Linked DNA regions of Homo sapiens: region 1 is linked to region 2. The links are chromatin loops, found by intact Hi-C in ENCODE. Cell type or tissue: PC-3. All regions are shown on one strand. Each heading gives the region's core, and the rest is flanking DNA. Links, peaks and the distances in the headings are about the cores only. Region 1 has its middle 37 kb from the start of TRA2B. Region 2 has its middle 12 kb from the start of IGF2BP2.

The links. Hi-C counts contacts between places; a loop is a spot of excess contacts. Peaks named below come from ENCODE experiments on the same cell type or tissue, not always from the same donor. Only the 100,000 strongest peaks of a DNase experiment are listed, where the experiment ranks them.
Region 1: it touches region 2 in a loop (3-fold over the local background); 12 of 110 quality-filtered maps call a loop at or near these places.

What each region holds. Positions count from the first base shown.
Region 1 is chr3:185,892,927-185,909,414 of GRCh38, reverse strand. No RefSeq gene overlaps it. Among named protein-coding and RNA genes, the nearest start is that of TRA2B, 37 kb to the left of the region's middle. RefSeq lists a silencer at 3,534-3,725 and an enhancer at 8,820-9,114. In PC-3, for the core only: no CTCF peak of the experiment used is centred there; a DNase peak (open chromatin) is centred at 9,014; H3K27ac peaks cover 488 bases.
Region 2 is chr3:185,829,040-185,845,527 of GRCh38, reverse strand. No RefSeq gene overlaps it. Among named protein-coding and RNA genes, the nearest start is that of IGF2BP2, 12 kb to the right of the region's middle. In PC-3, for the core only: no CTCF peak of the experiment used is centred there; a DNase peak (open chromatin) is centred at 10,847; H3K27ac peaks cover 918 bases.

The DNA.
Region 1 (16,488 bases), core at 7,867-10,366, 65 kb before region 2:
TGCTGACTGCGAGCCTGGGCTCCTGGCCGCTCGCAGTGGCCCTGTTAAAAATGAGAAGAAAGAAAGAAGTTGGTTTGAGGGAGAAGATTTGCCCTTGACTTTACCTTTGTTGAGCTTTATAGAAGTTACTGGTGATAGCTGAAGCCTCTAATCCCAGTACTTTGGAAGGCTGAGGCAGGCGGATCACTTGAGGCCAGGAGTTCGAGACCAGCCTGGCCAACATGGTGAAACCCCATCTCTACTAAAGTACAAAAAAGAAACCTAGCAGGGCGTGGTGGTGCGTGCCTGTAGTCCCAGCTACTCGGGAGGCTGAGGCAGGAGAATCACTTGAACCTGGGAGGCGGGGTTTGCAGTGAGCCAGATCATGCCACTGCACCCCAGCCTGGGAGACAGAGCAAGATTCTGTCTCAAAAAAATAATAAATAAGTAAAAGTTAAACATAGAATTACCATACAACTCAGCAATTCTACTCCTGGGTTTATACCCAAAAAATCGTAAACATAGGTTCACACAAAAATTTGTACGTGGATGTTCATAGCAGCATTATTAGTGATAGCCGAAAAACAGAAACACCCCAAATGTTCCTTCAGCTGATGAATTGATTAATAAAATGTGATATATCCGGGCCGGGCGCGGTGGCTCACGCCCGTAATCACAGCACTTTAGGAGGATGAGACGGGCGGATCACAAGGCCAGGAGATCGAGACCATCCTGGCTAACATGGTGAAACCCCGTCTCTACTAAAAATACAGAAAATTAGCCGGGTGCGGTGGCGGGCGCCTGTAGTCCCAGCTACTCCAAAGGCTGAGGCAGGAGAATGGCGTGAACCTGGGAGGCAGAGCTTGCAGTGAGCCGAGATCGCGCCACTGCACTCCGGACTGGGCGACAGAGCGAGACTCCGTCTCAATAAATAAATAAATAAATAAATAAATAAATAAATAAAGTGATATATCTATACAATGGAATATTATTTGGCAATAAAAAGGAATGAAGTAATGATACATGCTGACATGAATGAACCTTCAAAACATTTTAAGTGAAAGGAACCAGTCACAAAAGACCATATATTACATGATTTAATATATATGAAATATGCAGAACAGAGAGTTCTATGCAGAGAAAGTAGACTAGTAGTTTCCTAGGCACGGCAATTTGCAGGAGGAAGGGGAAGTGACTGCTAATAGGTATGGCAGTCACTTTGGGCCTGAGGAAAAATATTCTAAAACTGATTGTAGTGATGGTCACTTAACTTTGTAAATATACTAAAAGCGATGGAATTTTGCACTTTAAGCAGACGGATTTCATCTTAATAAAGCTGTTAAGCACTTCCAGTCACCTAAAAACACTATTAAGAGAGTAGGGCCAGGAGTGGTGGCTGACACCTGTAATCCTAGCACTTTGGAAGGCTGAGGCAGGAGGATCCCTTGAGCCCAGTAGTTCGAGACCAGCCTGGGCAATATAAGGAAACTCTGTCTTTTAAAAGAAAGAAATAGGCTGGGCGTGGTGGCTCATGCCTGCAATCCCAGCACTTTGGGAGGCCGAGGTGGGCGGATCACTTGAGATCAGGAGTTCAAGACCACCCTGGCCAACATGGTGAAACCCTGTCTCTACTAAAAATACAAAAATTAGCCGGGTGTGGTGGTATACACCTGTAGTCCCAGCTACTCAGGAGGCTGAGGCAGCAGAATAACTTGAACCCAGCAAGCGGAGTTTGCAGTGAGCTGAGATCACGTCACTGCACTCCATCCTGGCAACAGAGCGAGACTCCATCTCAAAAAAAAAAAAAAAAAAAAGACACTGCAGCTTCTGCCCTCCTCTCTCTTCGGTCACTTGCTTTGGGAAAGGCCAGTCATCCTGTGGAGAATCCATGTGGTAAGGAACTGTGGCATCTTGCCAACACTCAGCCCCATCTTGCAGCCATGTGAGTAAGCCATATATTATCTTGGAAATGGATTGTTCAGCCTACTAAAGCCTGCAGGTGGCCACAGCCCCATGTAACCTCTTTACTGCAACTTCATTAAAGACCCTGAGCTAAACCACCCAGCTAAGACACTCCAGAATTCCTAACCCACAGAAACTGAGAATAAATGTTTATTGATGTTTTAAATCAGTATGTCTTAAAGGAATTTCTTACACAGAATAGTTAAATACAGAACCCAATTTTTAAAAGTGCACAACATCTTGAACAGGCATTTCATGTAAATAAAAAGGATATGCAAATAGCTAATAAGCTTAGCAAGGAAATGCAAATGAAAGCTCCAATGAAAAACTGCTGTATACTCACTAGAATGACTCAAAATTTTGAGGTTTTTTTGAGGCAGGGTATTACTCTGTCGCTTAAGCTGGAGTGCAATTGTGTGATTATGGCTCACTGTATCCTCGACCTCCCAGGCTCAAGCAATCCTCCAACCTCAGTCTTCCGGGTAGCTAGGACCTCAGGCACATGCCATCACACGCAGCTAATTTTTAAATATTTTGTAGAGACAGGGTGTCCCTATGTTGCTCAGGCTGGTCTTGAACTCCTGGGCTCAAGCGATTTGTACTCCTCAGCCTCCCAAAGTGCTAGCAATACAGGCATGGCCACCGAGCCCAGCCCAGAATGATTAAAATTTAAAAATTTACAATAGCAAGTGTTGACGAGAATGTAGGGCAACTAAAACTTGTATACGTTGCTGGCAGAAGTATAAATTGGTACAACCACTTTGAAAAACTATTTGACAATATATATTAAAGCTAAACCTTCATATACCCTATGACCCAGAAATTTCACCCCATAGAAATGAGTGCTTACATCTGCAATAAACATGTACAAGCCAGGCATGGTGGCTCACACTTGTAATCCCAGCACTTTGGGAAGCTGAGGCAGGTGGATCACTTGAGTCCAGGAGTTTGAAACCAGCCTGGCCAACATAGTGAAATCCCATCTCTACTACTACTACTACTACTACTATTACTAATAATAATAATAATAATAATAATAATAATATAGCCAGGTGTGGTGGTGTACACCTGTAGTCCCGACTATTCAGGAGGCTGAGGCACAAGAAGATCTTGAACCTGGGAGGCAGAGGTTGCAGTGAGCTGAAATCATGCCACTGCATTCCAGCCTGGGTGACAGAATGAGATTCTGTCTCAAAAAAAAAAAGTATGGGAATGTTCATAGTAGCTTTATTCATAATACATCCAAACTGAAAACAACTCAAATGTCCTTCAATGGGAAATAAATTGTGGTATATTTATATGATGAAATAGAATACATCAATACAAATAGGGAATACCGGCTACAATTGGTTACAGGGATGGATCTCACAGACATAATGTTGTTGAGTGAAATAAACCAGACATAGAAGAGTACGTAATATATGATTCCATTGATATGAAGTTCAAGAACAAGCAAAACTAACGGTTGTTGAAAGAAATCAGAAGAGTGGTTGCTTCTTGAGGTTGTATTGCCTGAGAAGGCGTGTAAGAGAAAGCCTTTCATGGTACCAGAAATATTCTATATCTTGATCTATGTGTGGCTATACAGGTGTAATCATATGTAAAATTCATCAAGCACTATAATCAAAATTGTATATATACATTTAAAATTGTATATTTTTCAGTATATAAATTATACCTCGATTAAAAACTTTAAACTAGGCCGGGTGCGGTGGCTCATGCCTGTAATCCCAGCACTTTGGGAGGCTGAGGCGGGCGGATCACGAGGTCAGGAATTCGAGACCATCTTGGCCAAAATGGTGAAACCCCATCTTTACTAAAAATATAAAAAACTAGCTGGACATGGTGATGCATGCCTGTAGTCACAGCTACTCGGGATGCTGAGGCAGGAGAATCACTTGAACCCAGGAGGCTGAAGTTGCAGCAAGCCGAGATTGCACCACTGCACTCCAGCCTGGGTGGCAGAGTGAGAATCCATCTCAAAAACAAAAAATAAAATAAAATAAAATAAAACAAAACCAGGAACAATCAGAGAACAAAATAGAGCTCTTAAAAATTAAAAACAGGGCTGGGCACGGTGGCTCAGGTCTGTAATCCCAGCACTTTGGGAGGCCAAGGTGGGCAGATTACTTGAGGTCAAGAGTTCAAGACCAGCCTGGTCAACATGGTGAAACCACCGTCTCTACTAAAAATACAAAAATTAGCCAGGCGTTGTGGCACACAGGTAATCCCAGGTGCTTGGGAGGCTGAGGCAAGAGAGTTGCTTGAGCCCAGGAGACGGAGGTTGCAGTGAGCCGAGATGGCGCCACTGCACTCCAGCCTGGGTAACAGAGCAAGACTCTGTCTCAAAAACAAAAAAAAAATAAAATAAAACCAGGAACAATAGGAGAACAAGATAGAGCTCTTAAAAATTAAAAACAGGCCGGCTGCGTGGCTCGTACCTGTAATCCCAGCACTTTGAGAGGCTGAGGCAGTTGGATCGCTTGAGCTCAGGAGTTTGAGACTACCCTGGGCAGCATGGCGAAACTCTGTCTACACAAAAAAATATGAAAATTAGCTGCAGGTGGTGGTGCTCACCTGTGATGTCAGCCACTCGGGAGGCTGAGGTGAGAGGACCGCTTGAGCCTGGGAGGTCAAGGCTGCAGTGAGCTGTGATTATGCCATTGCACTCCAGCCTGGGTGACACAGTGAGACCTTGTCTCAAAAAAATAAAATAAAAACACCATAGACCAGGCACGATGGCTCATGCCTGTAATCCCAGCACTTTGGGAGGCCAAGGCAGGTGGATCACTTCAGTCCAGGAGTTTGAGATTTGGGCAACATGGCAAAACCCCAGGTCTGCAAAAAACACAAAAATTAGCCAGGTGTGGTGGCACATGCCTGTAGTCCCAGCTACTTTACAGGCTGAGGTGGGAGGATCACCTGAGCACAGGAGGTTGAGGCTGTGGCAAGCTGAGATGGCGCCACTGCACTCCAGCCTGGGCAACAGAGCAAGACCCTGTCTCAAAAAAAAAAAAAGGAAGAATTAAAAACATTATAGATGGGATTTTAGTTCAATCAAAGGTTGAAATGTAAAGTTGAGGAAACTCCCAGAAAGTATAATAAAACACAAAAACCAAAGAGATGGAAAATATGGGTAATAAAAAATTAGAAATTTATTCCATGAGATTGGGAATAACAGATGTTGCAGAAAGAGAGAACGTGGAGGCGAGAAAATTATTTCAGATATGGTACAAGTAGATTTCCCCCAGCATCATGAATGTCACCTCATTGGAAGTCACCATATTGAAAAGGCCTACTGTGTACCCAGCACACAAAGCCATGTTGTGAAATTTAAGAATACAGGTAGGGAAGGAAGAGAGGGAAGGAAAGAGAGAGAGAGAGAGAACACAGTTCTCATTCAAAGAAATAGAAAACAGAATCAGAGTGGCACTGAAACTTTTCAAAAGCAACACAGGATGCTAAAAAACAGTGGAGAAATGACTACAAAATTCTGAAGAAAAATTATTATTATTATTATTATTATTATTATTTGAAACAGGGTCTTGCTTTGTCACCCAGATGGAGTACAGTGTCTCAATCTTGGTTCACTCACTGCAGCCTCAACCTCCTGGGCTCAAGGAATCCTCCCACCTCAGCCTCCCGAGTAGCTGGGACCACAGGGATGTGCCACCACGCCCGGCTAATTTTTTTGTATTTTTTGTAGAGACGGGATTTTGCTGTATTAGCCTAGGCTGTTTCAAACTGCTGACTCCTGAGTTCAAGGGATCCACCTGCTTCGGCCTCCCAAAGTGCTGGTATTGTTACAGGCATGAGCTACTGTGACTGGCCAAGAAAAATTATTTTCAACCTAAAATTCTAAATTTGAGAGTTGAATAAGGACATCTTAAGGCATACAAAGACTTCCCTTCTTAAAAAAAAAAAAAAAGTCTGGGCGAAGTGGCTCACGCCTGTAATCCCAACACTCTGGGAGGCCAAGGTGGGTGGATCACCTGAGGTCAGGAGTTCGAGACCAGCCTCAACATGGAGAAACCCCGTCTCTATTAAAAATACAAAATTAGCCAGGCGTGGTGGTACATGCCTGTAATCCCAGTTACTTGGGAGGCTGAGGCAGGAGAACTGCTTGAACCTGGGGGGCAGAGGTTGCGGTGAGCCGAGATCACGCCGTTGCACTTCAGCCTGGGCAACAAGAGCAAAACCTCCGTCTCAAAAAAAAAAAAAAGATAACCTGGCCAAGCGCGGTGGCTCACACCTATAATCCCAGCACTTTGGGAAGCCCGGGTAGGCCAAACATGAGGTCAAGAGATTGAGACCATCCTGGCCAACATGGAGAAATCTCATCTCTACTAAAAATATAAAAATTAGCTGGGCATGGTGGCACACACCTGCAGTCCCAGCTACTTGGGAGGCTGAGGCAGGAGAATCACTTGAACCCAGGAGGCAGAGGTTGCAGCGAGCCGAGATTGCACCACTGCACTCCAGCCTGGCGACAAAGCGAGACTCCATCTCAAAAAAAAAAGAATACCCTATGCAACTTTTGAGGAATCTCCTAGATGATGTGCTTTGGCAAATAAGGAAAATGGAACTCTTTTTGTATTCAGAGACACTACTGAGAGGCTTTCACAGGTTTGAAGTAGTCAAAGAAAATTAGATACGTGCACATAAAAAATTTAAAAAATGAAAAAAAATTGGAATTCTAGGATATAAAACAATATTTGTAGGGAATAAGAAAGCCATTCATGGCTGGGTGCCGTAGCTCACACCTGTAATCCCAGCACTTTGGGAGGCCAAGGCAGGCAGATCACTTGCAGTCAGGAGATTGAGACCAGCCCGGCCAACATGGTGAAACCCCGTCTCTACTAAAAACACAAAAATTTGCCGGGTGTTGTGGCGGGCACCTGTAATCCCAGCTACTCGGGAGACTGAGCGGGGAAAATCGCTTAAACCCAGGAGAAGGAGGTTGCAATGAGCCAAGATCATGCCATTGCACTCCAGCCTGGGTGATAAAGCGAGACTCATTCTCAAAAAAAGAAAAAGAAGAAAAAAGGAAAGTCATTCATGCTATATTATAGTACGTGTCTCAAAAGTGAACAATATTGAGATGGTCAAAATAAGGTAAACACTTCCTATCAACTCTGAAAAGTATCATATCCCTAAATGGTGAAGCTGGGAGGAGGAAAACTGTGGGTGTATGAGAAAAGCATGTTCAGTCCTCAAGGAATTGATTTCACTGAAAAATATAGAAACTGATTATACTTGACTTGAAGTAGAATAAAAAATAAATGTGCAAAAAAAGTGTGTATGCAGTTGTGTGTGCGTGTGTCCTAATATTGGCATGCTTTTTGTACTTTTTCTGCATTAAATTTTTGCTTTCAAAGGGGTTAGTTAATGCTTCTGAATTTCATGTGGTCTGGGAACTCTGAAAACAGGCTCCTCTGTTTGATGTCCCTCTTCTTTCTTTCTTTTTTTAATTTTTTTATTTTTTTTATTTTTTGAGACAGAATTTTGCTCTTGTCGCCCAGGCTGGAGTACAATGGCGCCATCTCGGCTCACTGCAATCTCCACCTCCTGGGTTCAAGCGATTCTCCTGCTTCAGCCTCCAGAGTAGCTGGGATTACAGGAGCCCGCCACCACGCCCAGCTAATTTTTTGTATTTTTAGCAGAGACAGGGTTTCAATATGTTGGTCAGGCTGGTCTTGAACTCCTGACCTCTGGTGATCCACTCACTTCAGCCTCCCAAAGTGCTGGGATTACAGGCGTGAGCCACCATGCCTGGCCACAGTCCCTCTTATTTCTACTGAGAACTTTACATGGCTCAGCTGTGTGGCCTTTCAGGAAATTTAACTATACTGATCAAACTATACAGATCAAAACTGACCTGTCAGGAAATCAAGAAATGGACAGAGGAGCGGTTTGTTATAGCTCAAAATAGCATGGAAAAGAAAATGAAGCTCTACTTAGAATAAGCAAAGGATATGAGAAAATAAAACTCATTCTGAAGGATCCGGCTGTGTTTATGAGCTGCAGTCTTGCTAGTGATTTAAGAGATAGGCTTGTTCTGGAGGATTTACATTAGCAAAAGTTGCAAACCTGAAGTGTAGGATTGTAGATTTAAAAAGAAAATACAAATTTCATGCTGTATACACAGCAGTTCTATGAACAAAGTGGGTTTGTTGTTGTTGTTGTTGTTTTGTTTTTGTTTTCTTTTTGAGATGGAGTCTCGCTCTGTCTCCCAGGCTGGAGTGCAGTGGCACAATATTGGCTCACTGCAACCTCCGCCTCCCGGGTTCAAGCAATTCTCCTGCCTCAGCCTCCTGAGTAGCTGGGATTACAGGCATTCGCCATGTCGCCTGGCTAATTTTTGTATTTTTGGTAGAGTCGGGGTTTTGCCATGTTGGCCAGGCCGGTCCCAAACGCCTGACTTCAAGTGATCGGCCACCTCGGCCTCCCAAAGTGCTGGGATTACAGGTGTGAGACACCGTTCCTGGTCTGAACAGTGTTTCTATCGTTTTAAATTTGGTAAGGCCGGGTGCAGTGGCTCACGCCTGTAATCCCAGCACCCTGGGAGGCCGAGGCGGGCAGATCACCTGAGGTCGGAAGTTAGATACCAGCCTGACCAACATGGAGAAACCCCGTCTACTAAAAATACAAAATTAGCTGAGTGTGGTGGCGGGCACCTGTAATCCCAGCTACTCGGGAGGCTGAAGCAGGAGACTCGCTTGAACCTGGGAGGTGGAGGTTGCAGTGAGCCGGGATCACGCCATTGCACTCCAGCCTGGGCGACAAGAGTGAAACTCCATCTCAAAATAATAATAATAATAAAATAAAAAACGAGGCTCGCTGGAAAGGAATTACAGATGTTTCTGACCCTTGTTAAGGGATTAATCAGATTTACAGAGTTAATGGTGCAGTCTGGATCTGAGGGCTGGAATCAATTTCCCTGAGACACTCACTTCCATCCAGCAGAAAGTAGGAGGGTGTCCAGTGAGTCACTCCCTGACCGGAAACTGCTGACACCAGGCACCAGCAGGTTGCTGACTCAGGCCAAGGGGAGCTCCAAGCCCTCATCACCCTCAGTGCATGAATCTTCACAGCAGCCATTGGAGCAGGGCCAGGCTTACAAATGGCCTTTCATGCCACTTACCAAGAGTGAGTGTTCACTAATTTTTCTGCCCCAGGCAGAGGAATAAATGACAGTGACTTTCTTGGCATTCTCTCCTGAGAGAAGTACAGTGAGTTCAAAATGTAGAGAGTCAGGTAAACTTTGCATTTCTGTACAGGTCCAAGTCTAGAAGTTGTGCAAATATAATCACATGTGTGGGTTTGCCTATTTATTATCACATCATTGAAAACAGCTAGATGAATGAAACATTTATGTGTGAAGTTTAAAGACAGGGAAAACAATACCATATTTGTGGAGACACCTACATATGAAGTAAGGTGATAAAAACAAGCATGAGGATAGTAAATGCAAAGAGAGGCATATATACGGAGCTTCTGCTTGTATTTGTATTGCTTTATTTTGTAGTCTGAGTGATAATGATAAGGGTGTTTCCCATTATTCTGTATACTCTTGTGTGTGCTTATATTTAATATTTAATAATATTTAAACATTTAATACTTTTTTGTCTCAAAAAGTATTTTACCTTTTTCTGAGCTTTATTGGAGTATAATTTACATGCATGGCTGGGCGTGGTGGCTCACACCTGTAATCCCAACACTTTGGGAGGCCAAGGCGGGTGGATCACATGAGGTCAGGAGTTTGAGACCAGCCTGGCCAACATGGTGAAACCCTGTCTCTACTAAAAATACAAAAATTAGCCGGATGTTAAATTAGCCAGATGTGGTGATGCGCACCTGTAATCCCAGCTACTCAAGAGGCTGAGCATGAAAATCGCTTGAATCTGGGAGGCAGAGGTTGCAATGAGCCGAGATTGCGCCACTGCACTCTAGCCTATGTGACAGAGCAAGATTTCACCTCAAAAAATAAATAAATAAATAAATAAAATAAAATAAACATCTACATGCAAAAAAAGTACCCTTATTACACAATTCAATGAGTTCTGACAAGTGTATAGTCACATAACTACCTCTGAAACTCATGATTTAGAATATTTTCATCACTCTCCAAAATTAAAAATATGAAAGCTGAAAGGCAAGTATTTACACTTCAAGCCATGACAGAAACTGATACTCAACCAGCTCTCCCTCAGTAAACAGCTATAAAGCTGGACAAAATACATGAAATAACTGTTGTACCTCAGGCAACACAGCACCATGATTCTTCAGCAAAGGGAACAAACAAAACGAGCCCGCATGCCATGGCTTTCTCTCTGGAGCCAATTTCTGGACTGTGGTGTCTGAGGGGTAGCCCAACCAGAGGACAAAAGTCTCCCTGACTTAAGAACACGGAAATCAGAGTTCAGGACTACCTTGTGTCTGGAATGTGTAGGGCAGATTACCAAAGAGAAAGAACCAATGCCAAGGAGGACCTCCAAAAATCTGCGTCGGGACCCTGTTGAGTCTTCGTCTAAATACTAAACTATGCATGCACAGAACAAGTCTCCAAGAGGCTGGGCAATGAACAATTACCAGAGAAATAACAACTATCATTTAGCTGAGAGCTAAATAACTACCGAATCTCATACAGGTCTGAAAGATGTTCAAGTTTCAACCAGCCAGAGTGGAAATACTTTATAAAAAATGAGACCACAGCAGACATCTCAGAAAGACCCCATCTTAGGAGAAAGACTAATCTAGCCCTAGAGTTAAAGGTTTCTCTAGACCCACCCTAACAAAGCTAAAAAATAAGTTTCAAAAGTATTAAGCTAATTCCCAAGTAAATTAAGTCCCTGAAAAAGAAAATCTAAAAATCTATCAAGGAAGTTAAAAAAAATTTGGACACTCAACAATTTAGCATCCATAATGTCTAGCATATAATTTAAAAATTACTAGATACAGAAAGAAGCAGGAAAGTATGATCTATAATGAGGAAGAAAGTTAGTAAATAGAAATACACCCCAACATGATGGAAATGATGTTATTATCAACAAGGACTTTAAACCTGCATTATAAACACATTAAACTATTTTAAGGAAAAGATGAACACAATGAGAGAACAATTGGGAAATGTCAATAGAAAGACGGAAAATGCAGAAAAGAATCAAACAAAAATTTTAGAATCTAAAAATAAAATATACGAATGAAAAATTTAAGTGGATAGGTTTGTTGTTGTTGTTTGTTTGAGACGGAGTCTTGCTGCTCTGTCACCCAGGCTGGAGTGTAGTGGCATGATCTTGGCTCACTGCAACCTCTGCCTCCCGGGTTCAAGCGATTCTCGTGCCTCAGCCTCCCAAATAGCTGGGCCTACAGGTGTGCATCACCATGCCCAGCTAATTTTTAGTATTTTTAGTAAAGACGGGGTTTCGCCATGATGGCCAGGCTGGTCTCAAACTCCTGGCCTCAAGTGATGCACCCAGCTTGCCCTTCCAAAGTGCTGGGATTACAGGTGTGAGCCACTATGCCCGACCTGAACAGGTTTTTTTTAATTATTATTATTTAATTAGAGACAAGATCTCACTCTATCACCCAGACTGCAGTGCAGTGGCGTGATCATGACTTACTGTAGCCCTGAACTCCTTGGCTCAAGTGATCCTCCCACCACAGCCTCCCCAGCAGTTAGGACTACAGGCACATGCCACCACACCCAGCTAATGGTTTTGTTGTTGTTGTTTCACTTTTTATAGGGATAGGGTCTTGCTGTGTTGTCTAGGCTGGTCTTGAACTTCTGGCCTCAAGTGATTCTCATGCCTCAGCATCCCAAAGTCCTGGGATGACAGGTGTGAGCCACTGTGCCTGGCCTTGATAGGCTTAACAGCAGACTAGACACACAGAAGAAAGATCAGTGAATTTGAACACATGACAATAGAAACTATCCCAACTGAATCACATCAAGAAAAAAAAAGTCCAGAAAACTGTTGTCAAATTATCAGCAATCTATTGGACGATATCAGGCCATCTACTAGGTGTGAAGTTTAAGTACCAGGAAGAGAGGTGAGAGATACTCAAGCAGAAAAAATATCTGAATAATATTTAAAATATAGCATGTGAATAATTGTCAAAATGGTTTCAGAATTTTGAAAATATAAGCCCACAGATCCAAGAAGCTCCGAGAACCCCAGGAATGATAAAAATCAAAGAAACATGCCAAGGAACATCAGAATTAAATGTCTCAAAACCAAACCAACCAAAAACAAACAAACAAACAAACAAAAAAACAAACTTAAAACCAACCAGAAAAGTCCAGTGGTTGACGTCTGTAATCGCGGCATTCCGGGAGGCCAAGGCAGACAGATCACTTGAGGTCAGGAGTTTGAGACCAGCCTGGGCAACGTGGCAAAACTCCACGTCTACTAAAAATACAAAAAGAAAAAAAAATTAGCTGGGTGCGGTAGCTTGTGCCTGTAGTCTCAGCTACTTGGGAGGTTGGGGTAGGAGGATTACTTCAGCCCAGGAAGTGGAGGTTGCAGTGAGTGCCACTGCACTCCAGCCTGGGTGACACAGCAAGAACTTGTCTCAAAAAAAAAAAAAAAGAAGAAGATGAAAAAAAAAAAAAAAAAAGCAACCAGAGGAAAAATATGCATTACATAGAGGAACAGTGATAAGAATAGCCTCTGACGTCTCATCAGAAATAATGCAGCTCAGAACACAATGTAACAACAATTTAAAGTGATGAAAGAAAAGTAAAACCTGTCAAACTAGAATCTATATCAAGAGAAAATGTCTCCAGGTGTGGTGGCTCATGCCTGTAATCCAAGTGCTTTGGGAGGCCTAGGCGGGTGGATCACTTGAACCCAGGAGTTCCAGGCCAGTCTGGGCAACTTAACAACATCGCTTATCTACAAAAAACTTTCAAAAAAACTAGCTGGGCGTGGTGGTGTGTGCCTGTGGTCCCAGCAACCTGGGAGGTTGAGGTGCGATCACTTAAGCCAGGAGGTTGAGGCAGCAGTGAGCCATGATCGTACCACTGCACTCCAGTCTGAGTGGCAACGTGAGACCTCGTCTCAAAAAAAGAAAGAAAGAAAGAAAAGAAATGAATGAGAGGAGCTTCCCTTCACGGGTCTTACTGATGCTAATAAAAACATTAGGTTAGTTAACAAGAGAATGAGAAAGGCAAAAGGGAGAATCAAAAGACTCATCCCAAGAAGGTAGAAATTTTTAAACAATTATTAAGTAATCAGATGAATAAAGAAAACATTCAGCCAGGTGTGGTGGCTCATGCCTGTAATCCCAGCAGTTTGGGAGGCCGAGGCAGGAGGGTTGCTTGAGCCCAGGAGTTCGAGACCTACCTGGGCAACATGGTGAAACCTCTTCTCTATAAAAAATGCAAAATTAGCCAGGAGTGGTGGCATGGGCCTGTAGTCACAGCTATTTGGGAGGCTGAGGTAGGAGGGTTGCTTGAGTCCAAGTGGTCAGGCTGCAGTGAGTTGAGATCATGCCACTGGGCTTCAGCCTGGGCAAGAGAGTAATATCCTGTCTCAAAAGGAAGAAATGTATGCCAAAAAATTTGAATACCTAGATGAAATAGACCAATTCCTTAAAAGACACTATTTTAAAAATGGAATTTAAAATTTTTCGATTTGGCTGGGTGTGGTGGCTCATGCCTGTAATCCCAGCATTTTGGGAGGCTGAGGCAGGCAGATCACTTGAGGTCAGGAGTTCAAGACAAGCCTGGCCAACATGGTGAAACCCTGTCTCTACTAAAAATACAAAAATTAGCCAGGTATGGTGGCATGCGCCTGTAGTCCCAGCTACTCGGGAGGCTGAGGCACTAGAATCACTTAAACCCAGGAGGCAGAGGTTACAGTGAGCCAAGATCACGCCACTACACTCTAGCCTGGGTGACAGAGAGAGACTGTCACACAAAAAATAAAATAAAATAAATAAATAAATAAAATAAAAATTTTCCATTAAAAATAAAGCTCCAAAAGCAAAACAAAAGCCGGGCGCGGTGGCTCACGCCTGTAATCCCAGCACTTTGGGAGGCCGAGGCGGGCGGATCACAAGGTCAGGAGATTGAGACCATCCTGGCTAACACGGTGAAACCCCGTCTCTACTAAAATACAAAAAATTAGCCGGGCGTGGTGGCGGGCGCCTGTAGTCCCAGCTTCTCGGGAGGCTGGGGCAGGAGAATGGCGTGAGCCTGGGGGGCGGAGTTTGCAGTGAGCCGAGATTGCGCCACGGCACTCCAGCCTGGGCAACAGAGCAAGACTCCATCTCAGAAAAAAAACAAAACAAAACAAAACAAAAAAAACCCCTCCAGACTAAGATAACTTCACTAGTGAATTCTATCAAACATTTAGGGAAGAAATAATACCAATTTCATATAAATCTTTTTTGTAAAATAGAGAAAGACACACTTCTCTATTTTACATTACTCTGATATCAAAACTAGATAAAGGCATTATGAGAAAAGAAAATTGCAGGGATATATTCCTGATGAAAATAAGTACAAAATCTATACCAAGATAATAACAGATTGAATTAACCTATATATTAAAAAGATTACATATCACAAATAAATGACCTTTTCTGAGGCATGCAAGTTTGGATTAATACTCCAAAATCAACTGATGCTATTTACCACATTAACAGAAAAAAAAGGAGTAAAGCTAGATGACCATTTCAATAGATGCAGAAAAAGCATTTAACAAAACTCAACACCCATTCATGATAAAAACCCTCAGCAAATTTAGAGGAAAAAAATATTCAACCCAATAAAGGGCATCTATGAAAAACTTAAAGCTAACACCATACTTAATGATGAAAGACTGAACGCTTTTTTCCATTATATCAAGATGAAGTCAAGGCAGTCCACTCACTATTTCTACTGAACATCATCAATACAATGAGAAAAGAAAAAAAAAAAAGAAAAATCATACATATAAGAAAGAAAGAAGTAAATTGATTGATTGATTGATTGATTTTTTTGAGACGGAGTTTCACTCCTGTTGCCCAGGCTGGAGTGTAATGGTGCGATCTCGGCTCACTGCAACCTCTGCCTCCTGGGATCAAGTGATTCTCCTGCCTCAGCCTCCCAAGTAGCTGGGATTACAGACATGAGCCACCACGCCCGGCTAATTTTTTGTATTTTTAGTAGAGATGGAGTTTCTCCATGTTGGTCAGGTCGGGAATTTATTTTATTTATTTATTTATTTATTTATTTATTTTTTAGACAGAGTCTCGCTCTGTTGGCCAGGCTGGGGTGCAGTGACACAATCTCAGCTCACTGCAACCTCTGTCTCCTGGGCTCAAGCAATTCTCCTGCCTCAGCCTCCCGAGTAGCTGATATTACAGGCATGTGCCACCATGACTAGCTAATTTTTGTATTTTTAGTACAGACGGGGTTTCACCATGTTGGCCAGGCTGGTCTCGAACTCCTGACCTCAGGTAATATGCCCGCCTCGGCCTCCCAAAGTGCTGGGATTACAGGCGTGAGTCACCACGCATGGCCGTAAAACTCTTTTTTAATTTAATTAATTTATTATTTATTTATTAATTTTTGAGACAGAGTCTTGCTCTGTCACCCAGGCTGGAGTGCAGTGGAGTGATGTTGGCTCACTGCAACTTCCCCCTCCCGGATTCAAGCGATTCTCCTGCCTCAGCCTCCTGAGTAGCTGGGATTACAGGCATGCACCACCACAACTGGCTAATTTTTGTATTTTTAGTAGAGACAGGGTTTCACCGTGTTGGCCAGGCTGGTCTCAAACCCCTGACCTCAGGAGGTCCACCTGCCTTGGCCTCCCAAAGTGCTAGGATTACAGGCGTGAGCCACCGTGCCTGGCTGAAATGGACCTACTCTTATGTGATCAATTGGTTTTTTACCAAAGTATTAAAGGAATTTAATAGGGAAATTAAGTCTGTTCAACAAATGGTACTGGCACAGTTGTCTATGTAAACAAGACATATTAAGTAATTTGCTTTCCAGTTTTTTTTTGAGACGGAGTTTTGCTCTGTCGCTCAGGCTGGAGTGCAGTGGCGCAATCTGGGCTCACTGCAACCTCCGCCTCCCGGGTTCAAGTGATTCTCCAGCCTCAGCCTCCGAAGTAGCTGGGATTACAGGTGTCCACCACCATGCCCGGCCAATTTCTGTACTTTTAGTAGAGATGGGGGTTTCTCCATGTTGGCCAGGCTGGTCTCAAGCTCCTGACCTCAGGTGATCTGCCCGCCTTGGCTTCCCAAAGTGCTGGGATTACAGGCGTGAGCCACCGAGCCCGGCCCCAGTTTTTTATTATCAAAGATATTTAAGTGCTAATCAGAGTTTTTAAATTAACAGGATGATTCCACTTAAGTTGATGTTATAGCAAGATGATTTGGCTTTATTATTTGGTCTTTGTGACCTCAATGAAGGGAAAAGTATAAACTTTTTTGTTGTTTTTGAGACAGAGTCTCACCCTGTGTCACCCAGGCTGGAGTGCAGGGGCGCGATCTCAGCTCTCTGCCTCCCAGGTTCAAGTGATTCTCCTGCCTCAGCCTCCCAAGTAGCTG
Region 2 (16,488 bases), core at 9,404-11,903:
TTTATTGTGTGATCTCTATTAACATTTCCAGAAAATGCCAACACTAGACTTACAGAAATTTTGCTTGGGTTTATTTTAAAATCATGTGTGAGGTCCCACTCTTCATTTAGGCAAAATTACAAATTTACAACTGGTTTTGAGACAACAGGTCAATTTCTTCTTTGACACTTTCTTCTATCTCCACCCCTTCCTTTTAAATTCGGTAGAAAAAAAGTTAAAATTAAATTTATGTTAACTTAGCAAATTTCACTGAGTACCTTCCTTGGGCCTGTTAGAGATGTTTCAAAAGTGTCTACAACAAATTCTAAGAGGTCAGTGAAGAGGAGCTGAATACAACTAAACAACCACAACCACCCACATTTCTATAAGGAACCTGCGGCTTTTTGTTGTTGTTGTTGTTGTTGAGACAGAGTCTCACTCTTGTCATCCAGGCTGGAGTGCAATGGTGTGATCTCAGCTCACGGCAACCTCCGTCTCCTGAGTTCAAGAGATTCTCCTGCCTCAGCCTCCCATGTAGCTGAGATTACAGGTGGCCACCACCATACCCCGCTAATTTTTGTATTTTTAGTAGAGTTGGGGTTTCACCATGTTGGCCAGGCTGGTCTCGAATTCTTGACCTCAGGTGATCGTCCCCCATTGGCCTCTCAAAGTGCTGGGATTACAGGTGTGAGCCACTGAGCCCGACTAACCTGCTGCTTTTGTGTAGTTTAAGTTCTTGACCTTTCCAGGTCTAATTCCTATCTTGCCCCAGCTCTAACTCTCAAATAGTCCCATTTTGCTCTGCTAGGGCCAGATCACGGTAAGAATTATGCATAGTTCTTGGCATCACAAACTTGCATATGCAAAGGTGGGTAATCAGAGGAGTGAAGAGTGGATCCTGGTTCGTGGGAGGAAAGTTGAGGGAATGTGGGTGGGGGAGACACTGTAAGAACTGAGAGGCCATGTGAATCAGTGACATTGAAGGAGACACTGGTCTGCTTAGCTCTGCGTGAACAGCACCTCACCCTACTTCCCTGAGCCTCCAAGTCCTCATTCATAAAATCAGTGGGTGGGTTTGAAGATCTTGAAGATGTCTTTTAGCTGTAACTGGTTTTGAGTCTATAATTAGTGGGGAAATGATTTCAGATCAATTCAAGGAAAAGCTTTCTTCCAATCAACGAATCTTCCGATGACAGTCAGCTTCAGGAGGGAGCTCTCCATTGGTACTTGCAGAGTTGGGGTGCCCATCTGTCATGAGGCCTGTGCCAGGATCTCCTGCATCCACTGGGCCAGATGGACCAGATGACTGCGAAAGTCCTTTCCAACTTTGTCTAGAAACTTTCAAGTAATTGCCAAGAGAGCAACTCCCATTGTAGCAATGCTGAAGTGCTCTGAGTCAAGAACCTCAGCAGGAGGAGGGAAAGCCCCAGTCTGCAGTAGGGCAGTGATATCCCCACCTGCCACCTACTGAGTGACAAGTATTGTGCCAGGTACTTGACATAAAACATCTCTCTTTTTAGAGACAGCGTCTTGCTTTTTTGCTTAGGCTGGTCTTGAACTCCTGGCTTCAAGCAATCCTGCCTTGGCCTCCCAAAGTGCTAAGATTATAGGCATGAGCCACTGTGCCCCATCTGGCATTTCTAACTCTTATAGCAATTTAATGAGGTAGGTATTATTCTCCTTTTACAAAAGAGAATCAAGGCTCAGAGAGGCTAAGTAACTTTACTAAAGTCACACAGCTAGTAAGTGAAAGAGAACTTAATGTTAGGACTGCTGGCTTCATTACAGCACTTTTCACTATGTCTTCCTTTCTCAGAGGAGCAGTGTATAATGGGAGGAGGCAAGAAGCATGGAGAAGGGATAGAACGTCAGGGAAGTCAAGTACAGTATAAATTAGAAGCCATGAACTAAAGATGAAACTCCCATGGTCTGTGGGCAGGGAGGGGGTGTTTACTTACATGCCGAGTTTGACAGGCCACTGTCCCAATAATAGACATTTAATTATTAAACAATAGGCTCCTGGTGCTTCTGCCATCAAGACCTTAGAACATGTTGCCTTGATCATTCTCTAAGGCCCACCACAAAGTCGTCTCTGGTCTGAGATGCTGTAAAATTCCTCACAGTTTAAGCCCAGAGTACCCATGAGGAAAAGATGGGCTGTACCTTCCATGAGTCAGCTTACAACCCAAACCCAAGTTTCCTTTCTGTCCCCACTCTCCAATGCTCAATGTTTAGCAAGTCTGGGCACACTTGGTTCCACCATAACTTCTCAAATATGGTCTATGAATCACCTGCCAGGATTGTGTGGGGCACTAGTAAAAACACAGACTTCTGGGTTCCTTAAGTCTAGATGACCCCAGGAGCGGGACCCTGGAATATGAGTTGTTGTTGGTTTTTTTTTTTTTTTTGAGACAGAGTTTCGCTGTTGTTGCCCAGGCTGGAGTGCAATGGCGCGATCTTGGCTTACTGCAACCTCCGTCTCCCAGGTTCAAGTGATTCTCCTGCCTCAGCCTCCCAAGTAGCTGGGATTACAGGCATGCGCCACCACGCCCAGCTAATTTTGTATTTTTGGTAGAGACAGGGTTTCTCCATGTTGGTCAGGCTGGTCTAGAACTCTTGATCTCAAGTGATCCACCTGCCTTGGCCTCCCGAAGTGCTGGGATTACAGCCTTGAGCCACCGCGCCCGGCCTGCATATTGAAGTTTCTAAACTACTCTTTCTTGGTAGGGGTTGGTATCTGAAATCCAAGGGAAATAACTAGACAAGGCACAACCAAGGCTTCATTGTGTTAGCTCAACCATTCCCTGAGAGAAAAAGAGTTAAAAACTGAATAGGAAGAAATGGACTTATTTGCACCTTAATAAAGCAACCTGGGAATTGTATCCAATTTTTGTTTTTATTTTTTGAGACTGGTTGGCACCCAGGATGGAGTGCAGTGGCACAATCACTGCTCACTGCAGCCTCAACCTTCCAGGCTCAAGTGATCTTTCCACCTCAGCCTCCTGAGCAGCTGGGGCTACAGGTGCACACCACTGCACCTGGCTAATTTTTAAAATTTTTTTGTAGCGACAAAGTCTCACTATGTAGCCCAGTCTGGTCTTGAATTCCTAGGGCTGAAACGATCCTCCTGTCTCGGCCTCCCAAAGTGTTGAGATTACAGCCATGAGCCACCACATCTGGCCAGAAATCCCTACATTGAGAAGCAATTTAGAATGCTGGTAAAAGAGGAGCTGTTAAGTCAAACCTTTATTGTGATTTCGATCTAGTTATTTGTCCTTTGGTAAGTTACTTATCTCCAAACCACAGTTTTTCTGTAAAATGGGTATAATAAGATCAACCTCATATTTGTTTGAGCTCATGCATCTAAAGTCCGTAACACTATACCAGGGGCATAGTACAAAATCAGTCATTCCATCTTGAGGACATCAATATAAAATATAGATTGGAAAAATTATAACAATAAAAACCTTAAAAATGTGAAAAGGCAAATATCCACAGGAAGCAGGACAATGGAAACCATGAGGTTTGAGGGATTTCTTCAGTTCTCCTACAGATGTTTTATTGCATAAGAATAGACCAGTATCCATCACCCAGCTGCTATATGATGATATAAGTTAGATCCCTAGCTCAAAGGTCACCATTTCCAGAGAATCTGTTGGTTTTCCTCACTGGGAGTGTCTCCAATCTCTCCTCAGGCATATACCACCTTTCCATCTTTGTTATAATTGACTCATGTGCCCTTAGACCATAGATTCATTGACAAAAGTTGCTTTTTCACTTTTTTTTTTTTTTTTTTTTGAGACTTAGTCTTGCTATCACCCAGGCTGGAGTGCAGTGACACGATCTCAGCTCATTGCAACCTCCGCCTCCCAGGTTCAAGTGATTCTTGTGCCTCAGCCTCCCAGGTAGCTGGGAGTATAGGCATGCACCACCATGCCTGGCTAATTTTTGTATTTTTAGTAGAGATGGGGTTTCACTATGCTGGCTAGGTGAGACCTGAGGTCAGGTGATCTGCCCACCTCGGCCTCCCAAAGTGCTGGAATTACAGGTGTGAGCCACCATACCTGATCTTCTCCACTGTTTTTTGTTTTATTATGGCTGTACATTTATATATTTAAATGCATTATAGTACTGCTTGGATTTCTTCCATGTGAACCTGCAAATTCACTCTCTACCCCTTCCTGCCCTACTGTTTCTGGAAGCTGCTCATTATAAATGGCACCAATAGGCTTCCTTGCTCTCCACCTCTGCTTCAGTTTAGCCATTAGGGGCCCCTGGCAGGAATGGGAGGAGAGTAAGATAATGTTTATTCTGCAGTTCCCAACCTGTCATGCTGCACTAAGTAGTGACTTACGTTCTACTCAAGTCCATGATTTCTATTGGGTAGTCCTCTTCCATAGCTTTTTTTGTTCCATTAAGCTGTACTTCTTGTCACCCTTTAGGCCAAGGAGTTGAAACTGCTCCCTGTGGCTCTAGTGGCAGGGTGCTTCACCAACCCATGTTTATGTCCCTTAAGCCCACCCACACTTCTAAACAGTACAGTTGTCCTTCAGTATCCTCTTCGGAATCTCAAGACCCCCATGAAGATACCAAAATCCATGGATGCTCAAGCTCCTTACATAAAATGGTGTAGTGTTTGCATATAACCTGTGCACATCCTCTCATACACTTTTTTTTTTTTTTTTTTTTGAGACAGAGTCTCGCTCTGTTGCCCAGGCTGGAGTGCAGTGGCGCAATCTTGGCTCACTGCAACCTCTGCCTCCCGGGTTTAAGTGATTCTTATGCCTCAGCCTCCTGAGTAGTTGGGATTACAGGGGTGCACCACCATACCTGGCTAATTTTGTATTTTTTGTATTTTTTTTTTTTGAGATGGAGTCTTGCTCTGTTGCCAGGCTGGAGTGCAGTGGTGTAATCTCTGCTCACTGCAACCTCTGCCTTCCAGGTTCAAGCGATTCCCCTGCCTCAGCCTCCTGAGTAGCTGGGACTACAGGCACGGGCTACCATGCCTGGCTAATTTTTCGTGTTTTAGTAGAGATGAGGTTTCACCATGTTGGCCAGGATGGTCTCGATCTCCTGACCTCATGATCCACCTGCCTTGGCCTCCCAAAGTGCTGGGATTACAGGCATGAGCCACTGCGCCTGGTCATTTTTGTATTTTTAGTAGAGACAGGGTTTCTCCATGTTGGCCAGGCTGGTCTCAAACTCCTGGCCTCAAGTGAGTCCTCCCAAAGTGATCCCATATACTTTAAATTATCTCTAGATTACTTATAACACCTAATACACTGTAAATACTAAGTAAATAGTTGTTATATTGTTTTAAAAATTTGCATCTTTTTTTATTTTTAATTTTTTAAATGGTGTCTTATTCTGTTGCCCAGGCTGGAATGCAGTGGTGTGATCATAGGTCCCTGCAGCCTAGAACTTCCGGGCTCAAGTGATACTCCTGCCTCAGCCTACCAGATAACCGGGACTACTGGTATGCAAAGCCAAGCCCAGCTAACTTTTTTTCTTTTTTTTTTGTAGAGAAAGGGTCTCACTTTGTTGCTGGTCTTAATCTCCTGGTCTCAAGCAATCCTCCTGCTTCAGCTGTCCAAAGTGCTGGGATTACAGATGTGAGGCACCTCACCTGACCTATTTCTATTATTATTTGTTGTTATATTGTTATTTTTATTGTTTTCTGAATATTTTCAATCCATGGCTGGTTAATCCAAGGACACAGAAGACCTACTATACTTCTATGAGATTTTTAATCACCCTGATTAAGTTAGCCATCTGTTTCCTACCAGGAGCCTGACTAATACATGTACTAAAAGCCTTATTTTTTTAAAGAAAGTCTCCTCATTTGGCTGGGCGCAGTGGCTCACGCCTGTAATACTAGCACTTTGGGAGGCCAAGGTGGGTGGATCATGAGGTCAGGAGTTTAAGACCATCATGGCCAACTTAGTGAAACCTCGTCTCTACTAAAAATACAAAAAAAAAAAAAAAAAAAAAAAAGCCGGGTTTGGTGGTGTGTGCCTGTAATCCCAGCTACTTGGGAGGTGAGGCAGGAGAATCACTTGAACCCAGGAGGCAGAGAATTCAGTGAGCCGAGATCGCGCCATTGCACTCCAGCCCAGGTGACAGTGCAAAACTCCATCTCAAAAAATAAAATAAAATAAAATAAAATAAAAATAAAAAATAAAGTCTCCTCACTTTTGAAGCTCTTTCTTCTTTAGGTATTTATCTATGTATTTCTAACTAATTTGCTTATGCCATTCTTAGATTTTTCAATTTTAGCCATTATCTGTTAACTTCCCATCAAGTCAATCGCACAAAGGTCAAGGGTACAAGTGCAGGTTTATTATATAGATAAACTTGTGTCATGGGGTTTGTTTATACAGATTATTTCATGAGGTATTAAGGCTAGTACTCACTAGTTATTTATTTTTCCTGATCCTCTCCCTCCTTCCACCCTCCAAAAGGCCCCAGTGTGTGTTTTTCCCTTCTTCTTCTTTTTTTTGGAAACCAGAGTCTGTCACCCAGGCTGGTGTGCAGTGGCGCGATCTCAGCTCACTGCAACCTCTGCCTCCTGGGTTCAAGGGATTCTCATGCCTCAGCCTCCTGCGTAGCTGGGATTACAGGTGTGCGCCACCATGCCTGGCTGGTTTTTTGTATTTTTAGTAGAGACAGGGTTTCCTCATGTTGGCCAGGCTGGTCTCAAACTCCTTGGCTTCAAGTGATTCACCTGCCTCAGACTCCCAAAGTGCTGGGATTACAGGTGTGAGCCACGGCGCCCAGCCTGTTGTTCTCATCTTGTGTACAAGTGTTGCCATCATTTTGCTCCCACTTATAAGTGAGAACATGTGGTATTTGGTTTTCTGTTCCTGATTTAGTTTGCTAAGGATAATGGCCTCCATCTCCATTCATGTCCCTGCAAAGGACATGATCTCATTCTTTTTTATGGCTGCACCAACAACCTTTTTATGGAGCTTAAGAAACTGATACTAAACTTCATACAGAAAGGCAAACATACAAGAATAGCCAGGAAAATACTAAGAAAAGAAAAAAGTCACAAGGGGGACTTGGCCTACCAGACATGAAAACATACCATAAAGCCTTTACAACAGTAGAGTATGGTAATATGGATAGACCAGTAGAAAAGAAAGTCCAGAAGTAGGACCAAGTACATATGGAACTTTAGTATGTAATAAAGATGGTGTCTCAAAACACCTGGGCCAAAAGGATTTTTAAAATAAATGGTACTGGAACAATTAGGTACTTAGAAGAAAAAGGTAAAAGGAGATCCATACCTCATACCATCGACAAGAACAAATTCCAAGTGGATCAAGAATCGATCAAAAAAAAAAAAAAAGAATCGATCGATCTACCTACCTACCTACCTATCTATTTATGTATCTATCTATCACCATACACATACTATTTTTAAAATGAGTAAATTTCTCTTTAATCTGGGGTAGGGGAAAGCATTCTAACTATAACTCAAAATTAAATAAAATGAAATAAAAGATTGATAAACTTGACTACATAAAAGTAAAACCTTTTGCATAGGAAGAAACACCATGAACAATGTAAAAAGACAATTAAAACCTGGGAGAAAATATTTGTAACACGTATCTCAGATAAAAACCTTACATCCATAATATTTAAATAACCATAAAAGTTGAGAAGAAAAATAGATCAAAACTCTTCAATAGAAGAATGGGCAAAAGACATGAACAGAGAATGTATCCCCAACAACAACAAAAAAGATGATCTTTAAACACATGAAAAAAAAGTTCGTTTTCACTCATAATGAGAGAATTACAAATTAAAACTACACTGAGATACAATTTCTCACTTATCAGATTGGCAAAAAGTAAAAAGCGTAATCACAGAGTTTGTTGGCAGGCTGTTGGGAAACAGGCACTCATACAGTGCTGGTGGAATGCAAGCTGGTATAATCTCTATGGAGAATTTCACAATAAATATTTAACACACATACACACGCACAGTGCACATGTATTATTTTTTGACCTAGCAACCTTACTCCTAGGAATTTACCCTGAAGATAAACCTCCAACAATACATACATACTAGGTTATTCATAGCATCATTTTTGTAAAATTACAATATATTGGAAGTCACTGACATGCCCATATATATGGCATATGAGTATTATGCAGCTGTTTAAAAAAGGAGAAAGATTTCTATGAACTGATACAAGATCTCTTGTTAAAGGAAGAAAACAAAGTGGAAAAGAGTATTGGCAATATGCTACCATTTTTGTAGGAAAGGAGGAAATATGCATGTATATGTTCATTTGTGTAAAAAGAAACAGGAAAGGCCGGGTGCAGTGGCTCATGCCTGTAATCCCAGCACTTTGGGAGGCCGAGGTGGGCGGATCACGAGGTCAGGACATCGAGACCATCCTGGCTAAGTCGGTGAAACCCCGTCTCTGCTAAAAATACAAAAAAAATGAGCCGGGTGTGGTAGCGGGTGCCTGTGGTCCCAGCTACTCGGGAGGCTGAGGCAGGAGAATGGTGTGAACCCGGGATGCGGAGCTTGTAGTGAGCCGAGATCGCGCCACTGTGCTCCAGTCCGGCCGACAGACCGAGACTCCGTCTCAAAAAAAAAAAAAAAGAAAAAGAAAAAAAGAAACACAGGAAAGAGAAACCAGAAGTTAATACAATTGTTTACCCTCAGGGATTGGGTGGAAATGAACTGGACAGAATAGAAGGAATGGGGAGGGGATGGAATTCCTCTGACTATACATTCTGTGTTTTGCAATCTTGTTAATATTTTACTTAACAACAAAAAGAAAAACAACTAGGATGGCGGCGGGTTGGGGGGGGGGCGGTGGTGGTGGGAAATAAAGTAGAAAAAACAGAAGCGGCCTGGCCTGGTGGCTCACGCCTGTAATCCCAGCACTTTGGGAGGTCGAGGCAGGAGGATCACGAGGTCAGGAGTTCGAGACCAGCCTGGCCAATATGGTGAAATCCCATCTCTACTAAAAATACAAAAATTAGCTGGGCTTGGTGGCGCACACCTGTAGTCCCAGCTACTTGGGAGGCTGAGACAGAATTGCTTGAACCTGGGAGGCGGAGGTTGCAGTGAGCCAAGATTGTGCCACTGCACTCCAGCCTGGGCAACAGAGTGAGACTCTGCCTCAAAAAAAAAAAAAAAAAAAGAAAAGAAAAAGAAAAGAAACAGCAGAAGCAAATGAATCAATCCAATTTTAAGTGTGTAAGATTGAATAAGTAAATATATTGTAGATAATGGGAGCCAGGTTTCTCACTATTGAAGGCAAGAGTTACAAATATGAAAAGTGGGAAGGAGAATCTTACAGTGTTTCACTGGAATCAGAAGTATCAGTGTGGGCTGGGTGTGGTGGCTCACGCCTGTAATCCCAGCACTTTGGGAGGCCAAGGTGGGTGGATCACCCGAGGTCAGGAGTTTGAGACCAGCCTGGCTAACATGGTGAAACCCTGTTTCTACTAAATAAACAAATATACAAAAATTAGCCAGGCGTGGTGGTGGGCACCTATAACCCCAGCTACTCGGGAGGCTGAGGCAGGAGAATCCCTTGAACCCGGGAGACTGAGGTTGCAGTGAGCTGAGATCGCACCACTGCACTACAGCCTGGGTGACAGAGTGAGACTCTGTCTCAAAAAACAAACAAAACAAAACAAAACAAAACAAAGAAAGTATTAGCGTGAACTTGGGATTTTTTTTTTTTTTTTTTTTTTGAGACGGAGTCTCACTCTGTCACCCAGGCTGGAGTACAGTGGCATGATCTCAGCTCACTGCAACCTCTGTCTCTCGGGTTCAAGCGATTCTCTGCCTGAGCCTCCCAAGTAGCTGGGATTATAGGTGCCTGCCACTATGCCCAGCTAATTTTTTTTTTTTTTGTATTTTTAGTAAAGACGGGATTTCATTATCTTGGCCAGGCTGGTCTTGAACCCTTGACCTTGTGATCCACCTGCCTCGGCCTCCCAAAGTGCTGGGATTACAGGCGTGGGCTACTGTGCCCAGCCCAAACTTGTGATTTTTAATACAGCACTAGCCAGAATAGACAGGTGTAGGTCTATGTGTGTGTTTATGTATATAATCTATTACCTACCTCCTTCAACTAAGAGGGTGTAGAATCAATGATATTCCTGTAGCAGTGAGCATATGTAGCATGCAGATCTTGGTTTATAAATACTAAAAAGTACCTAGACTCCTTGGATAAGTGGTTGATTATAGGCAAGGCAGATAAAGTACAAACCTAAAATAGTAACAGAAGTTCACACGTGCCAGCTTGAAGGGGCTGTTGCTGGCCAAATCTGAGACAATTTGAGCATCAAAATACTTACTAATAGTAAACATTGATGTCACTTTAAATACAATAGGAATCCAGGCCAGGAGTGGTGGCTCACGCAGCACTTTGGGAGGCCAAGGTGGGCGGATCACCTGAGGTCAGGAGTTTGAGACCAGCCTGGCCAACGTGGTTCAGAGTGACAGAGCCAGACTGAGCAAGACTCCATCATAAAACAAACAAAGGAAAAAAAAAAAAGAATCCATTTGTCCACAGTGATACAATACATGGGATGAAGGGAAAGCTCTTACAGTAGAAAGTCAACTAATAAATATAAAAGAAATGATTAAATCAGAATCACCGCTTGTCAACCCTAATAATAATCCAAGCAAGACTCAACACTAGATACTAAAACTCGTGGTTGAAATTTTGATGGGTAACAGAGCATCTACATAGTTTCAAAGTATCTCCCCAAGAGATACTTAGTAATTTTACAATGAAGAAACCTGATACATACTGACACACTGTCTTAACCAAGGGAGCAAAGTTAACATCACCAATAATGGGACCAATCAACAAGTGCTTCCAGACACAATGCACATTATCTGACCACAATTATAACCTCTGTGGCATTCCTGCAAGACAATACAGCACATAAATCTAATCATACGAAAACATCAAACTCATATTCAATGGCATTCTACCAAATAAATAGCCCGTAGTAATCAACATCAATGTCATGAAAAACAAACAATGACTGAAGAACTGTCCAAATTAAAGGAGAGTAAAGAGACTAGGTAACCATACACAACAAATGATTTGGGCTTTTTTTTTTTTTTTTTTTTTTTGAGACGGAGTCTCGCTCTGTCGCCCAGGCTGGAGTGCAGTGGCGGGATCTCGGCTCACTGCAAGCTCCGCCTCCCGGGTTCACGCCATTCTCCTGCCTCAGCCTCCCAAGTAGCTGGGACTACAGGCGCCCGACACTACGCCCGGCTAATTTTTTGTATTTTTAGTAGAGACGGGGTTTCACTGTTTTAGCCGGGATGGTCTCGATCTCCTGACCTCGTGATCCGCCAGCCTCGGCCTCCCAAAGTGCTGGGATTACAGGCGTGAGCCACCGCACCCAGCCTGGGATTTTCTTTTGCAATAATATTGACACAATTCATAAAATTTGAAATTTGAAGAGTCTGCAGATTACAGTATCAATGTTTATTTACTGGTTTTTATCATTGTACTGGGAATAGACTTTTCTTTCTTTCTTTTTTTTTTTTTTTTTGAGACATAGTTTCCCTCTTGTGTCCAGGCAGGAGTGCAATGGCGTGATCTTGGCTCACTGCAACCTCTGCTTCCCGGGTTCAAGTGATTCTCCTGCTTCAGCCTCCCGAGTAGCTGGGATTACAGGCACGCGCCACCACACCCTGCTAATTTTTGTATTATTAGCAGAGACGGGGTTTCACCATGTTGGCCAGGCTGGTCTCGAACTCCTGACCTCAGGTGATCCACCCGCCTCAGCCTCCCAAAGTGCTGGGATTACAGACGTGAGCCACCGTGCCCGGCCTAATTTTTTTTTTAAGCAGATACAAACTGAGGTATTTAGGCATATGATTCAGAGAAACATAAAAGATAAAACAAATGTTAACATTTGGGGAATCTGGGTAAAGAGTATATGGGACTTCTTGTAATATTATTGTGTATATATACACACACATATACTTTTTTTTTAAATGTAGATTCTGGGTAAGCATATTAAGAACGTACTGTAAAACAAAACAAAAGAAAAATAGATTCGTGGGCTTCTACCCTGAAAATTCTGATTCAGGAGTTCTCATGGTAGGTCTTGGGAATCTGTATTTTTGAAGGTTTTCTTGGTGATTATAATGCACATCTGACAAGAATTAACCTCTGTCTCGAAGTAATAAAAATGTAACTAAACATCCATGTACCTGCCACCTACTTTTAAAAAACAAAAATTGGCAGGGCTTGGTGGCTCACGCCTGTAATCCCATCACTTTGGGAGGCTGAGACTGGCAGATCACCTGAGGTCGGGAGTTCGAGACCAGTCTGGCCAACATGGAGAAACTCCCTCTCTACTAAAAATATAAAAATTAGCCGGGCATGGTAGTGCATGCCTGCAATCCCAGTTACTCGGGAGGCTGAGGCAGGAGAATCACTTGAATCCAGGAGGCAGAGGTTGTGGTGAGCCAAGATTGCGCCATTGCACTCCAGCCTGGGCAACAAGAGTGAAACTCCGTGTAAAAAAAAAAATTAAATTAAAAAAACAGAAATTCTATCTGTGCCCTTCCACCTCCCCCTATTCCCTTTTCTCCCTCCTTAAAGGTAATCATTATCCCCAATTTAGAGTTTGCTGTTCCCATGCATGTTTTTGTACAATTATGCCACACAAATGTGTCCATATCAACAACAGAATTGCTTTGCATGTTTTCAAACTTTGTAGAGATCAGCTGTAGTGGCTCACACCTATAATCCCAGCACTTCGGGAGGCCAACGAGGATGGACAGCTTGGGCTCAGGCATTCGAGACCAATCATAGGGAACATGGCGAAACTCCCATCTCTTGCAAAAGTACAAAAAATTAGCCATTGTGGTGGTGAACACCTGTAGTCCCAGTTACTCAGTAGGCTGAGGTGGGAGGAATCTTTCAGCCTGGAAGGCAGGGGTGGCAGTGAGCTGAGATCATGCCATTGTCCTGCAGCCTGGGTGACAAAGCAAGACCCTGTCTCCGGTGGGTCTGGGGGGCAGGGAAGAAAGAAAGAAAACTTCGTATAACCAACATCCTTCTATAACTTTTCACTTAGCATATGTTTGTTTTTGTTTAGGTGGTTAATGTTGACACGTTGCCTATTTTATTTCATCCAGAAGTGAGGAAACAGTAATGATTCCAGAGAAAATGAATAAACATGTGTCCCCTTTGACTCAATATATAGTAGTCAATTTATAGCTATGCCACAATGTACCAGTTTTATTGTTGATGGACATTTAAATTTTTCACCATCACAGTGCTACAATGAATGGTCATATATGTTTCTTCCACAAAGGGTGTGGATGTTTATTTTCTCTGGAGTCATCAGTTTTTACCTCTCTTCTAAATCATGCATAGTCATCCATTATAATTTAAGAAATATGGAGTCTATGGGCACAGATGCAAGTATGTGGGCAAATATTTGAAGTGCTTTTCTGCTTGCTTCTAGTCTCTCAGTGAAATAGAAAGCAGGGTTATCAGCTGAGACCCTGGGTGGAGATGATCAATTAGAAGCTGAAAGTGAGATAAGAAATAACCATCTTGGAGAAAGACTGCCAGGCCGTACTCAGGGCCTGTATCTTCAGCTTTGCTAGATACTGACAAATTACTCTTCAGAGTAATTGTACCTGTGTATACTCTTGCCAGCAGTGGATGACTGTTTCTGATGCTCCATACCCTCACTAAGACCCTTGAACCATCAGAATTTTAAGATTTTTGTCAATTTGATTTTATGTACATATGTATGTATAAATGACAGGGTATCGCTCTGTCACCTAAACTGGAGTGCAGTGGCATGATCATAGCTCACTGTAGCCTGAACCTTTTGGACTCAAGGAATCCTCTTGCCTCAGCCTCCTGAATGGCTAGGACTACAGGTATGTACTACCACACTCTGCTAATTTTTAATTTTTTTTTTTTTTGTAGAGACTGGGTCTTACTTCATTGACCAGGTTGGTCTTGAACTCCTGGCCTCGAGCAGTCCCTCCTGCTTCAGGCTCCCAAAGTGCTGGAATTACAGGCATGAGCCACCATGCCCAGCCAGTGAATAGTTTTAATTTCCCCAATTACTCATGAGTTGAGCTTGAGTTTCATCTTCTGTGAATTAGCCCATTCATACACTTTGCTCGTTTTTCCAATGGTTGTCTTTTTCTAATTGATTTATAAGATCTCTTTATGCAGCTTGGATAATACATCAGTGTTTACACTATGACTGTACAAACATTTTCACTGTTGAGCCTATGACCATTGCTCCTTTCTTGTATGACCACGTATTTTTCCTTCAGTTAATGATTTCCTTGTTTTCCCACTTGTCTGGCTTTCCATATACTTGTGATTAATTTTTTCCAAATGCTCCAACATGTCTGCTATCCTATCAGAAATAATCATTATGCACTCACAGAAATGAGTTCCATTTTGTTGTTGTTCCTTGAAGACCTCATTCTGAGCCATCTATCCTCTTGTTCCAATCTGTGCTGGTTGCTCGTGGGATGGCTGCATTGCAGGCATTCTGGATTTTTAAATTCAGAGTCTACCATGTTGGATTCCTTATTTCCCAAATCCCATGTAATCTTCTTCCATGGTTTTGCTGGCACTTATCTCCCAGTAGCTTCCCCAAAACGGGCATGTCTGAATTCTTGCATATCTTTTTAAACTGATGGTCTCACTAGGTTTAGAATTCTAGATTGAAGATAATTTCCACTCAGTTTTAAAGGCATTGCTCTATTGACTCCCTAGTTTCCTGTTTTAGGAAAATACATTCTCATTCCTGTTCCAACTCCTTTGTATGCGACCTATTTTGTCCAGATGCTTTTATAATTTGAGTTCAGAATTTCATGATGATGTGATTTTTAGATCTTCTATCATTCATTTTGCTGGGCCTTCTGCAAACTCTTTGATCTGGAGATCCATGTCTTTGATTCTGAGAATCTTTTTTGTTTTGCATTATTTCTTCTGTCTTGTTCTCAAACATTTCTGAGTTAACATTTGGATTGGATTTCAAATGTGGAACAGATACTTTGTGTGTCTGTGCCTTTGCATATGCTATTCTTTCTGCCTAGGATGTATTTCCTCTCTTACGTCTTGTATTCTAGTAAATCCCTAATTATCCTTCAAAACCAAAATCAATTCTTTCCTGATGTTCCCTTCCCCAACACTGGGCTGAATGGGATGCTCTATCTTGTATGCTCACAAAGTCTACTGTGGCACCTCTAATGCCATGCTATGGTCTGTTTATATATCTGCCTCCTCCACTGACCATAAATTCCTTGAGATCAGGATGATGTTTATTTATTCTGTATCCTCAGTGCTTAGCACTACACAGTGCCATGAATAAATGAATTCAACAAGGGGATTGTGCAAGATAAATACCATCACATACATCTTCGTTTAATCCCTTAGAGCAAACCTCAGATGGTCATTGTTTATTCAACAATATTACCCGAGCCTTTATTATGGACCAGGTTTCATACGGGCCAAAGGAAATTCTAACAGGAAAATGAGAAGATCTTATTCCTCCAGAAACCCACCATGTAGTAGGGAAGGCTTCCCTCCATCCTCCATGTTTAAAAATTCAGATATAACTCACATACCGTAAAATTTACTCACTTAAAATACACTTCAATGGTTTTTAATATATTCACAGTTGTACAACTATCACTAGACAAAATATTTTTTATCTGTATGAAGTGCTGTGTGTATCATGGGGCCAAGTCAGGGGAAGACAGGAGTTTACCAGGGGAAGAAATGCATTCCAGGGAAAGAGAACAAATGTGCAAAAAGACGGAATTCTGAAATGACCTAGCATTTGCATAATATGAAACTGCAGGGGGAGGTAGGCTAGAGTTTATAGTGAGGAAACAATTGGGCTAGTTTACAAATGAGGAATCTGAAGCTCAAATAGATGAAGTAACTGGCATAAGGCAATTATCTTATGCTAACTCAAGAAAAGGTGTCTAAGGCAGGGGTCCCCAACCTTGGTGCCATGGACTGGTACTGTGGCCTGTTAGGAACCCGGCTACACAGCAGGAGGTGAGGAGCAGGCAAGCATTACTGCCTGAGCTCCACCTCCTGTCAGATCAGCGGTGGCATCAGATTCTCATCGGAACTTGAACCTTATTTTGAACTGCGCATGTGAGGATAGGTTGCATGCTCCCTATGAGAATCTAACTAATGCCTGATGATTTGAGGTGAAGAAGTTTCATCCTGAAACCACCCCCCAACCTGTCTGTGGAAAAATAGTCTTCCATGAAACCGGTCCCTGGTGCCAAAATGGTTGGGGACTACTGGTCTAAGGGACATTACCCTACTACCAAATCATTCCTGATGCACAGGCAGGTGCAGGACCTTCTAAGAATTACCTCCAAATGTTGGCTTTGCCTCAGCCTTCCAGCAAATAGGCTTCACTTTCTCTTTCAACTTCTCACATTATCTAGAGACACTGGTTATACTGACTACATTATCAGTTGAGCAAAAAA